Linked DNA regions of Homo sapiens: region 1 is linked to region 2. A link is a loop called in an ENCODE intact Hi-C map of the cell type or tissue named here. Cell type or tissue: PC-9. All regions are shown on one strand. Links, peaks and the distances in the headings refer to the core of each region. The heading gives the core; the rest is flanking DNA. Region 1 overlaps MAP1B (microtubule associated protein 1B). Region 2 has its middle 63 kb from the start of CARTPT.

Region 1 (5,381 bases), core at 153-5,152, 340 kb after region 2:
CTCACTCTGTCGCCCAGGCTGGAGTGCAGTGGTGCGATCTCGGCTCACTGCAAGCTATGCCTCCCAGGTTCACGCCATTCTCCTGCCTCAGGCTCCCGAGTAGCTGGGACTACAGGCGCCCGCCACGACGCCCGGCTAATTTTTTGTATTTTTAGTAGAGACAGGGTTTCACTGTGTTAGCCAGGATGGTCTCGATCTCCTGACCTCGTGATCTGCCCGCCTCGGCCTCCCAAAGTGCTGGGATTACAGGCGTGAGCCACCGCACCCGGCCTATGCCCAGCTAGTTTTTAAATTATTTTGTAGAGAAGGAGTCTCACTCTGTTGCCCAGTCTGGTCTTGAACTCCTGGCCTCAAGCGATCCTCCTGCCCCCACTTCCCAAAGTGTTGAGATTACAGGTGTGAGTCACCCTGCCCAGCGTGAGAGTTCTCTTAATTTGCGAACTGTGTATATGTGTCAGAGAGAGAGAAAGAGAGAGTGTGTGTGTCTAATTCCTAAAGAAGAAAGGGGTGAAAATGGAGAGTATAATAAGCATTGCATTTTGATTGTTCAACCATGGGTTTAGTCACAATGACAAAGGTTACCCAGGTACCAGCACCCCACTCCCAGCTGCAACCCAGGACTAATTAAATGCTACCTAGGCAACGATCAAGTATCCCCAGACATCATACTCCAGGGCTTACCCCTTTTGTTTTCTCGGCTGTGATCTAAGGGTAATTTCTATTGCATGTGAAGTCAGATTTCCTTGGTCTGAGAGAAACGTGAGAAAGTAAGAGGTACTCTGGGGAAGCGCACTTAGTGCACCACAGGGACTGGAGAAATTAACATAAATACAAGACAATAATAATGTTATTTTAATAAACTCTTCTAGGTTAAAGGATTGCCTATAGTCAGGACTGGTGAAATTGATGCTTATAGAAAATGCAACAAGAGCGTCTACATGTGATTTAAAAATAAAAGTAAGTAATTAGGAATGAAAATTGAAAAGCTAGGGTAGTGTTTTATTGAATGTGGCTCCTCTCTGCAGTTGTACCGCACCTCATTTGAAACACTCAAGCTGAGGTTGCCTCTCAAAATTGCTGCCTTGCATTCCTGAGGGGTTAAGACGAAATATGAACATCCTGAGGACTGTCTTTGTTGTCATAGAGGGAAGTCCTCTAAACACGCACTTTGCCATTAATCTGGCCATTTCTTTCTCAATAAAACAGGTTTTCAATGGGAGCTGTGAGTAAACACGCCACTGTTGAGCATTGTGGCTCAAATTCAGATTTCTTGTTGGCTTCTCACGTGGATAGTGCGAGGAAGGAACAGCTATTCCCCTGAGGGAGCAACACGTTTTTAGTGCACCTGGCCCCAGGAACACTGCTCTACATAGATGTGGCTTTTTGGATCCTGAAGTGTATCCATCAATGGGAATGTCACATTTGGAGAAGTTATCCTTATTGCAATAAAATTAAAGATCAAATAAGTTCTGGAACCCAGGCGAACAATGCTTCCTTAGTGCAGAGCCATTTTGAGCAGTTGTCTCTTGTGCCTTTTAAAAACCTCTCACTTGGAAGTTTTGATGTGTGAAAGATGTGAAAACTGCCTAAGAGAATTCTTCCTCTTTTTAATGGAGCTCGATGCCTGTTTAGGGATGATGTAGCAACCGCTTTTTTATCTAGAATTCCAGATAGTTTCCCAGCTCAAATACTAGGAGTTTTTGGTGGTGCAATTCAATTGAAAGTGGTATTTGGTGTGAAGTTCCAGCAGCCCCACAAGATGCTCAAGTGCCTTGTAGTTAGTTTAGTATAATGTGCATATGTGTTTGTGTGTGTGTGTTTGCATACATGAGAGAAAGAGAGAGAGAGAAAACCTTATCTGTTCTCATCTATTATAAAGGAGACAATCCTTTCATTTTATATGGTATCTCCTTTTGAAGGTGTCCTGTTAGTGTCCTATTATCAGCCAATCTGTCATTAAATATTTATGTTCCTGCAGCAAGGCACAGTTCAGTTCCTAGCTCTGCAGGCCATAAGAAGACTTGTAAGTAAATCCTGTCTTCAGTTGTTTACAATTGAGTATGGAAATAAGATAACTAATGAAACAAGCCAGTCTATAATAAGTGCCAAATGAGAATTTTGCAAGGAGGTCCTTCTGTAAATTCTATTTGTTCAGGCTATTTTAAAAAAATCTGTGTGCATAAAAAAAGCATTAAAATAATATTATCCATGCAAATTGGGGCATAAATGCAACAGATCCTAATGCACTGAATCATCTTTGTGACCAGGGAATTTTGAATCCAGCCTGAATTAAAATATTTCCTAGTTTGGAGCTACATTTTAGATTAAGCCCATTAATTCAATGATGAAGAGTTAGAATCGATAATTTAAGAATTCACCCTTCTGAAATCATGTGAGAACAAAACTCCTGACCTGGATGTATAAGCTTAATTTCAAGATTGTCTTTATCTTTGAGTGCTGGAAAATTGTCCATTGGCAGACTCTGAAGACACTAGGGAAGAGATTGTGAAAGTGAAATGTTTTAAGGAAATAAATGTGAAGTAATTGTTTCACTGCCCTGAGGCTAGAATGGGTACTTTGGAGAGTGTCTGATTCAGCTGTCCCTGTGTTGAGGGAAGCAGGGAGGGGACACCAATTGCAAGCTGCTTTCCAGGACCCTTCCCCCTCCGGAGAGACCAGGAAGCCTGACCTAGTGCAGCAGCTCTGGGCCACACCTGAGAGCATTGTTGCCCATGGTGCTCCCTGAAGAGCTGCTGTCAGTCCTTTCCTTTTCTGTAAAATAAAGGGATTAGGCTAGATCAGGTCATCTTAACTTTGTTCTGCCAGCCATTAGTTCTGCAAAACATTAATAGTCAGTGGAAAAGAATTTCATGGTGACTTAAGTTTGAAAACTGTGACATACTCCATCTAATTTTTTGAGGAGGCATAAATTGTATGTGTATAAACTTGTTCAATTTTGTCTAACCATACATTTCCTTAGCCTATTTGACTAGTCACTTCTATCACCACTCTCTCCCATGGATCTAGATTCCTGTAAAACACAATCTGGGAAAGGATGGATTAAATGATTGCTGAGTCCCTTCCAGTTTTTTTATTCCATTATTCTATGAATTTTTACTAAATTGTCTCATCACTCGTATGTAGATGGGAGCTTGTCTTACTTCATTCAGCTTACAATGGCTTTTAATCCAGGCTTTAAAATATCAATGAAAGAATTTCATTTAGAAAAAACTGCCTGTCCCATCCATGAGTATTCTTAATTTTAGGAAAGATGCACAGCTTTATGACACTCAGGCTGATTTCCCAGTTTGGGAATTCTTGGCCCTGGCTTTTCCCACCTGTCTTTACCTTGCAGACAAACCAAACAAGACAAAATTTAATCATGTTTGCACAATGTCAAACACTTGCATAGAGACTATCCCCAAAGTCAGCTCATGGGTGTTTTATCTTCACAGTGCCAAATAGGAAATAGCTACATATGTTTCCCATTAAAATGAGAATTTCCATGTTGGTATCTGGTGTTGCATTGAGCTTCAGGTTAGCTGCTTATTCACTGATCTTTGGAAGGAGGCTGAAGATTGAACCTCAAGAGTTCTAGGGATTATCTGCAGGTTGAAGGTGTTAAAAGTCCCAGGCACATTGTTTGTTATCGCTAACTGCGGATGGCCTGAATTTTAATAAGCATGGTCAACTGTGCATATCTTGTCATGTGAACTACCAATTAGCACACCATAATTTAGCAAGTTAGTACATGCAGATATGAACACCCTTGGGAAGGAAGCAATTTTCGAATCAGATTATTACTGACAGTGTACAATTTACATGCAGGTAATCATTATCAGAAAGTCATGATTATCCAGAAGGAAAAGTGATTTTTGTGGTAATATATCTTTGAATGGCTGTTGATTTTTAATACCTTTAAGGTAAAAACTTCAATTTGTTCCATCCCTAATTTGATCATATTTGCAAAAAAGTGTTAATTCACTCATTAAAACCTAGGCGTCTGATGGGTACAGCAAACCACCATGGCACGTGTATACCTATGTAACAAACCTCCACATTTTGCACATGTATCCCAGAACTTAAAGTATAATTTTAAAAAAGTTAAAAAAAAACCTAGGTGTGATATTATGTGTTTACAACAAAGCTTACCAAGTATTCTAAAATAACAGAAAGAAATAATTTATGTACAATAACAACATTAATGATAATATATCCATGGATAATACGTTTTGGTTAATCAAATATTCTAGCTAATTGAGAGTTGCCAATAATCCCTCGTGGGATTATTATTTTTCAAAGTTGTAGAATCCAATAATACAGTCATTTCTTTTACACAAACACCTAAAATTTATCTAGAATTAACTTAGAATTTCCTAAACCAAATTTATACATTAGCCCAAGATATACTTAAATTATTTATAGAAGACATGAACTTACAAATCTGTTGTTTCTTCTCCCACCCAAATAGAATAATATCTTCAAAGACAGTCTTTTTTTAAAAAAGGACATATTGTTCCCCTTAGGTAGATACTGGCATTTTATTGAAATATAGTTCAAGAGACATGCATTCAGGCAAGATGAGTGCACACCGTGCTACCTACTTGGAACCCAAACTCAGAACAGTAGAATTGAATCTTCCTTGGAAGACTCAGGAGGAAGATCATCTCTCTGTGCCTCAGGGTCCTCATGATGAACCTATTGGTAATTATACTGTAAACATGAGGGTGTGCGGATTAGTAGCGATTTCTTATCACTGAATCATTAGTGAGCAAACTATTTATTTTGAGGTGGTGTCCTCAATACTAATATGATTGTGCTTCAATATAGAACAAGGAATATCCCTGGATGTTATAGTCCTTCTGAAAAAGAGTCATTGATTGCAGATATTGTTTTAAAAAAAAAAAAAAACACTCAAAACTGCTACAGAGAAAAAAGAAAGTGTGAAAAAAGAGACCATGGCTATCTTCTAGGTTATTCGAAGAAAATACCTGAGTTTGCAAGTATGCACTAGCTCACTGCATTTGCACTGTCCTGATGTGCATACAGTGGGGTGCACCCGCCTCTAAGTCCCAACCATTTTTTTCTTTCTACTTCCTGTATCCCCTTGCCTATGAAAACATAATTTTTATTTTATTTTATTTTTTGAGAAAGGGTCTCACTCTGCGCCCAGGCTGGAGTGCAGTGGCACCGTCATGGTTCACTGCAGCCTTGAATTTCTGGGCTCCAGTAATCTTCCCACCTCAGCTTCCTAAGTAGCTAGGGCTGTAGGCACATGCCAAGGCAAACAACTAATTTTATATTTTCATTTTTAAATTTTTGTAGAGACAGGGCCTTGCTAAGTTGCCCAGGCTGGTCTCAATCTCCTGGCCTCAAGCAGT
Region 2 (5,381 bases), core at 139-5,138:
CACAATTTTCTCTCTTCTACCTTAGTAGACTTCTAGGAAATTTGGGAAGTGCCAAGTTAGCTTGGATTTATTTTACATTAGCAACTACCTGTAATCTACAGTACAGATAACAGTGGCAATGAAACAAGGAGGAATAAGTTTCAAATGGCAGGTTGGTATTTAGGAGGACAGGGCCTTGCATGGCCCTAACAGGGCACCATATTGAGAGTCTTGGGCCAGAAGAGAGACAGCATAAGGGACTGGCTGCCTAAAGAGGTCAGTTGCACCACGTATTTCCCAATTTGCTCATGAAATGCTTGGGACTCTCTTTGGTCTCTGAACCTCTAACTCTGGTATTTTTCTGCTTGCTTTGGTTACCTCCCTAATTAAGTGACTCTCTAACTGCAAAGGAGCCCATACCATGTTAAATGTGAATACTTAGCATTTGTATTCCTCCAGTCTAGGTCCTACTTATTTAGGATGGTCCTGCTCAAGTCTCAAGGCCTAGATTCGGAGAGAGTTAGAGATACTCTGGCACACGCACTTTTTTTTTTTTTTTTTTTAAGACACATTCTCACTTTGTCACCCAGGCTGGAGTGCAGTTGTGCAATCTCATTTCACTGCAGCCTCAACCTCCTGGGCTAAAGTGATTCTCCCACCTCAGCCCCCCAAGTAGCTGGGACTACAGGCACTTACCACTATGCCCAGCTATTTTTTTTTTTTTTTTGTATTTTTTGTAGAGATGAGGTTTTGCCATGTTGCCCGGGCTGGTCTCAAACTGAGCTCAAGTGATCCACCAGCCTCGGCCTCCCAATGTGCTGAGATTACAGGCATGAGCCACCACGCCCTGCCTGGCACACACTCTAAAGCCTTCAGGGGCTTCCTAACTGAGCTCCTTCCCATGGCCTGCCAGGCCCTCCATGCTCTGGCTCCTGGGTGCTCCTCATTTCCTGCCACTCCCCAACACTCCTGGTGACCCAGCCACACTGGTCTCCTTGCTGCTCATCGGACACATTGCGTCGTTCCTATCTCAGGGCCTTTTCCTCCCTGCTGCTTCTTCCAGGAATGCTCTTCCCACAGCTTTGAGTTTGGGTTGCTCCCTCACTTCATCCACACCCCTACTCTAATGTTATTTCATCAAAGAGATCTCCCTAGCCTCCCTTTCTGGCACCCCACTGCAACTCACTATCCTTTTACCCTGACTTACTTTTATTTGTAGCCTGTATCACTACCTACCATGTAACTTATCTATTTATCTGTTTATCATCTGCCTTCCCCTTCTTCCCCACCACACTATAAAATCCATTAGGACAAAATCATTGTCTTGTTCAACACTGTATCACCAGGACCACAGAGTGCCTGAATTATGGTCAGTGCTCAAAAGGGATTTGTTATCAACTGCGCTCTGTCATTTTACACATCAGATACTGAGGTCAGGCAAGGTATAAAGAGAGCAGGGGCAGGAGCAGTGGCTTCCCCTCTGACTGCTCCCACCATGCCAACCATTTCTATTTCTGAGCATGAGTAGAACTCACTACCCATACCCGGCCGCCCCATACCTGACTGTGTACTGCCTTGTCCTGGTCTCGAATCACTACAAATCACGCTTGGCAAGTTTGTATCGAAAGCAATGTTTGCTTTAGTGGGATCTGGCAAACCCAGGGTCCCCAAAGACCACTAAGCAGTCACCAGCACTGAGTTTTAGAAATGGCTGGCTTGTTTTATTACCAGTTAATAGCATTTGTATTTGTGCTTTTGCAAATAACCATGAGAAATCAGTCATCAGGCATGAATGATATGAGAAAATTAAGGACAAGGTCCTAAAAAATGGGCTGGGGATGAGGACTACGGTTCAGTAACTGGATCAAGCGTGTGAAGACTCAGGGGAAAGAATTTACATGGGGTATATGCTGTTCAAGAAGGACTAAAATTCGGGGCCAGATGCTACTGCATCTCCTCCTCCCCCACCACACACACACATTCGAAGGGCTATGGAGGGCACCTTTTTTCTTTAGGGAAAATTATCCCATTTCATTCATCCTACAAACATGAGGAGTGGCTGTGTTTTCAGAAGTGCCAATGAAAATCCCAAGTCCTGGGTCTCTGAGAGATACTTTCTTATGTGGTTAAGAAGAATCAGGATGCATAAACTTGAATCCTTTCTCTACCATTTATTTGCTCTAAGATCTTGGGCAAGTTATGTAAAGTTCTCTCTGTTTTCTATCTGTTAAATGGAAATAAAAATGATACCAGTTGTATGGGTTGTTGTTGAGATTAAATAAAGAACTGCTGGTAAAGTGCTTTTTACATTATCTGCCAAGCAGAAAGGGCTCAATGCATTTTAAATAAGTAAATATATATCCCTGAGTAAAGCAGGGAGGAACCAGCCCAGCCAATGGCTTCCCTGTTTTCAAAACCACCCTGCTTGTCCTTCCAGAGGAATAAGACCAAATTCCTGGGGATTTTGGTTCACTCCTTGGTCAGCAACCCTGCAGATTTATTTTTTCTAGTCATTTCAGGCTCTGTGTCTAATGATGCCAAGTTACCTGGCTTTATGGTGAGTATGAAGCTGAACGCTAACTGCGGAAACTCCCCGGGCCAGGCAAAGCCTTGGAAAGTGAAAGTGGCTGTGAAGGCAAAGGTGCCACCTGGTCTTTCCCTAGGGAGAGCAAGACCCCAAACTGATCCTTATCATGAGATTCTGGGTACTGAGGTGAACTTGGGCTTGCAGCTTTGCAGTGAGTTTGGAGCCCACCTCTTTGAAGGCAGATTTCATGCATGCTTTCTTTGTGTAAAGTATTTTGAGAAAGTAGATGTATTTGAAGATGTTAATTTGGGCAGAGGACTATCCTCAGGTAATGCTGGGTGCACTTGTGGGAGTGGGGCCAAGCACCAGCTACTGCAGATAAATGTGCTGGCTCTGATCTCTGGTACCTCTGTTGAGTGACAAGCTCTTACAGAAACAAAGGAAGTGGCGGTATAGCAGGGACAGTCCCTTGTGGGGACTGTAAATGGCTGAGACTGCTACCATCTGCTCTTCTCGATTCAAATATTTAACAGGAGGTTGAAAACACAGAAGTTCCCATGAAATTACCAGTTTTTTTCCCCCGAACTTAATTTCTGTCAAGGAGAGGGAGGGGTCCCTTGTGTTAAACGTCTGCTTTTCAGTTTTCGAGACTGCCAGGAGATGGCGCCAGGGCTTGGTTCTTAATGGGTTCCTTGGCGCACCAAAGAAAAGACATGCTCGGCGTGGGGATGGAGGCCTCCGTCTCGGCGTTTCCATGTAACTCGTTTCTCAGGATATCTGAACAGAAACCCTGGCCTTGACATTCCTTGGGTTAAATGGGCTTCTTTTTTCATCTGGCCGGGAATTGAGTTTCTGGTCATGGCGCGCTACATTTTCAGTCATCGATTCTCCTCAGAGGGTCGCACGACTGATGTTGTCTCTGGACATATGCTAATAAGAAACCAGAGAGAGCTTGGAGAGGGATTTTGAATGCATTAGAACTTTCCAGCGTGTTGCATAAAAAATAGAAAGTAGAGGTCATGTTATTTGGGAAATAGTAGACGTGTTGTATCATACCGTTTTTTTTTTTCTTCTTTTCAGACCCTTTTCACTGATCTGTTGCTCTTAGCCCAGAAAACGGTATAGCTGATGCCAGAAATTACAGCACGTTCTGCTAGGAAGTGTTTACACTTCAGGGCTGAACTCCTAGCACGATTAATAAACATCACCACCACAACATAAGAACGACTGAGCATGTGGTACCTATCCGCTCATTTAACCCTTACAGTAATCTGGGATATGTCCTTTATGATGTACTTTTTTCAGGCTAGAAAACTGAAGCTTAGGTTCAATAATTTGCCTAAAGTCATTCAACGTGTGATCAGAAGAGTAGAGATTGAAACTCAGACCATCTGACTCCAGGCCCACAAGGTTGTCCCCGGCACCCTACTAGAACAGCAATTTTGGGGGTAACGGGGCACCCCGGAGGCAGTGCTCAGTGGTTCCAGGTAGCTTGGTGTGCAGAGAGGCACCCAGGTATAGAGATGTGGTAGTCGTTTAGTGTTCACTGTGTCATGTGAGCGCTGTGTCATGTCCTGTGGCTTCTCTCAACACCGTGTGCAGAATCCAAACTTCCCCAGGCCTGCAAGCTCTGAGCTCTGTTCCCCTCTCCTATCCTGCTTGGTCACCCTCCAGGCATCTTTCTCCTTCCAGAACTTGCCAAGCCCATTTCTGCCTCAGGCTCTTTGCACCTGAGCTCTCTTCCCTTAACTCCTCACTGGCTGGCTCTTTTTCCTCAGGGCTCAGCGCAGACAGCCCTTTCTCACCCCATGATGTAAGGAGGCTCCCTCTGCCTCAAGGCCTCCTGACTCCTCACTCTGTTTTATTCCTTTATCGCACTTGTAATGATCTCTAAGTATCTTGTTTGCCTGGGTATCGTCTGTTTTTCTCTCATTGGAATGTAAACTCCATGAGGAGGGGATTGGACAGTCTGGTTCATTGCTGTATTCCTGGAACCTAGAACATGCCAGAAACAAAGGAGGTGCTTAATAAACATTTATTGAATAAATATGATGGGGGAATGTGATAAAAGCAGCAGGAGTTGTGGTCCCACCTGTCAGGAGGCTCACAGGACAACGAGAGAGCCCAGGTTGGCATGAAACAACTGAAGATCAATCATGGCAAGGGTGGTAGTGGCCCAGAATAGTGGTCACAAAAACAGATTCTGGGGCTTACCCACCTTGGGAGGCTGAGGCAGAAAGACGGTTTAAGCCCAGGAGTTTGAGAACAACCTGGGCAACAAAGTGAGACCCTGTCTCTACAAAAAAATAAAAAAAATTATCCTGGTATGGTGGTGTGACCCTGTAGTCCTAGCTACCTGGGAGGCTGAGGTGGGAGGATTGATTGAGCCCAGGAGGTCGAGGTTGCTGTGAGTTGTGATTGTACCACTGTACTCAAGCCTAGGTAACAGAGTAAGATCTTGTCTCTAAAATAAAATAAAATAAAAATAGATAAATCCTGACTCCAGTACTCACTGGCTGTGTGATCTTGGCCAAGTTATTTAGCTCTTTCATGCCTCAATTTTCTCATCAGTAAGTTGAAGATAATAATATTAGTAATATTAATACCCACTCATGGAATTGTTTAAGGATTAAATGAGATATATATGAGTGCTTGGAATGGTGACTGGCACATAGTGCTCTATAAATATTTTTTAAGTAAATAAAGGTATAATTAAGCAGAAACCTATGGCTTTAGAAATTCAGAAAAATGAAAATGCCAGTGTTGGGGAAAGCCCTGTTTCTTGGAGGTGGTTGGATTTGGATTGAGGAAGACAGGGAGTCTGAGGGGATATTTGCACTTGCTCTGGTGCCTCATTTCTATGTAAATATCTATT

What was found. Peaks named below come from ENCODE experiments on the same cell type or tissue, not always from the same donor. Only the 100,000 strongest peaks of a DNase experiment are listed, where the experiment ranks them.
Region 1: a loop joins it to region 2, with 5 times the contacts of the local background. A loop is called at or near these places in 9 of 110 quality-filtered maps.

What each region holds. Positions count from the first base shown.
Region 1 is chr5:72,123,513-72,128,893 of GRCh38, forward strand. All of the region lies in intron 2 of MAP1B (microtubule associated protein 1B), which reads left to right. Among named protein-coding and RNA genes, the nearest start is that of MAP1B, 19 kb to the left of the region's middle. In PC-9, for the core only: no CTCF peak of the experiment used is centred there; a DNase peak (open chromatin) is centred at 2,569; H3K27ac peaks cover 1,292 bases.
Region 2 is chr5:71,779,936-71,785,316 of GRCh38, forward strand. No RefSeq gene overlaps it. Among named protein-coding and RNA genes, the nearest start is that of CARTPT, 63 kb to the left of the region's middle. In PC-9, for the core only: CTCF peaks have their summits at 3,182 (motif pointing right) and 3,385; no DNase peak of the experiment used is centred there.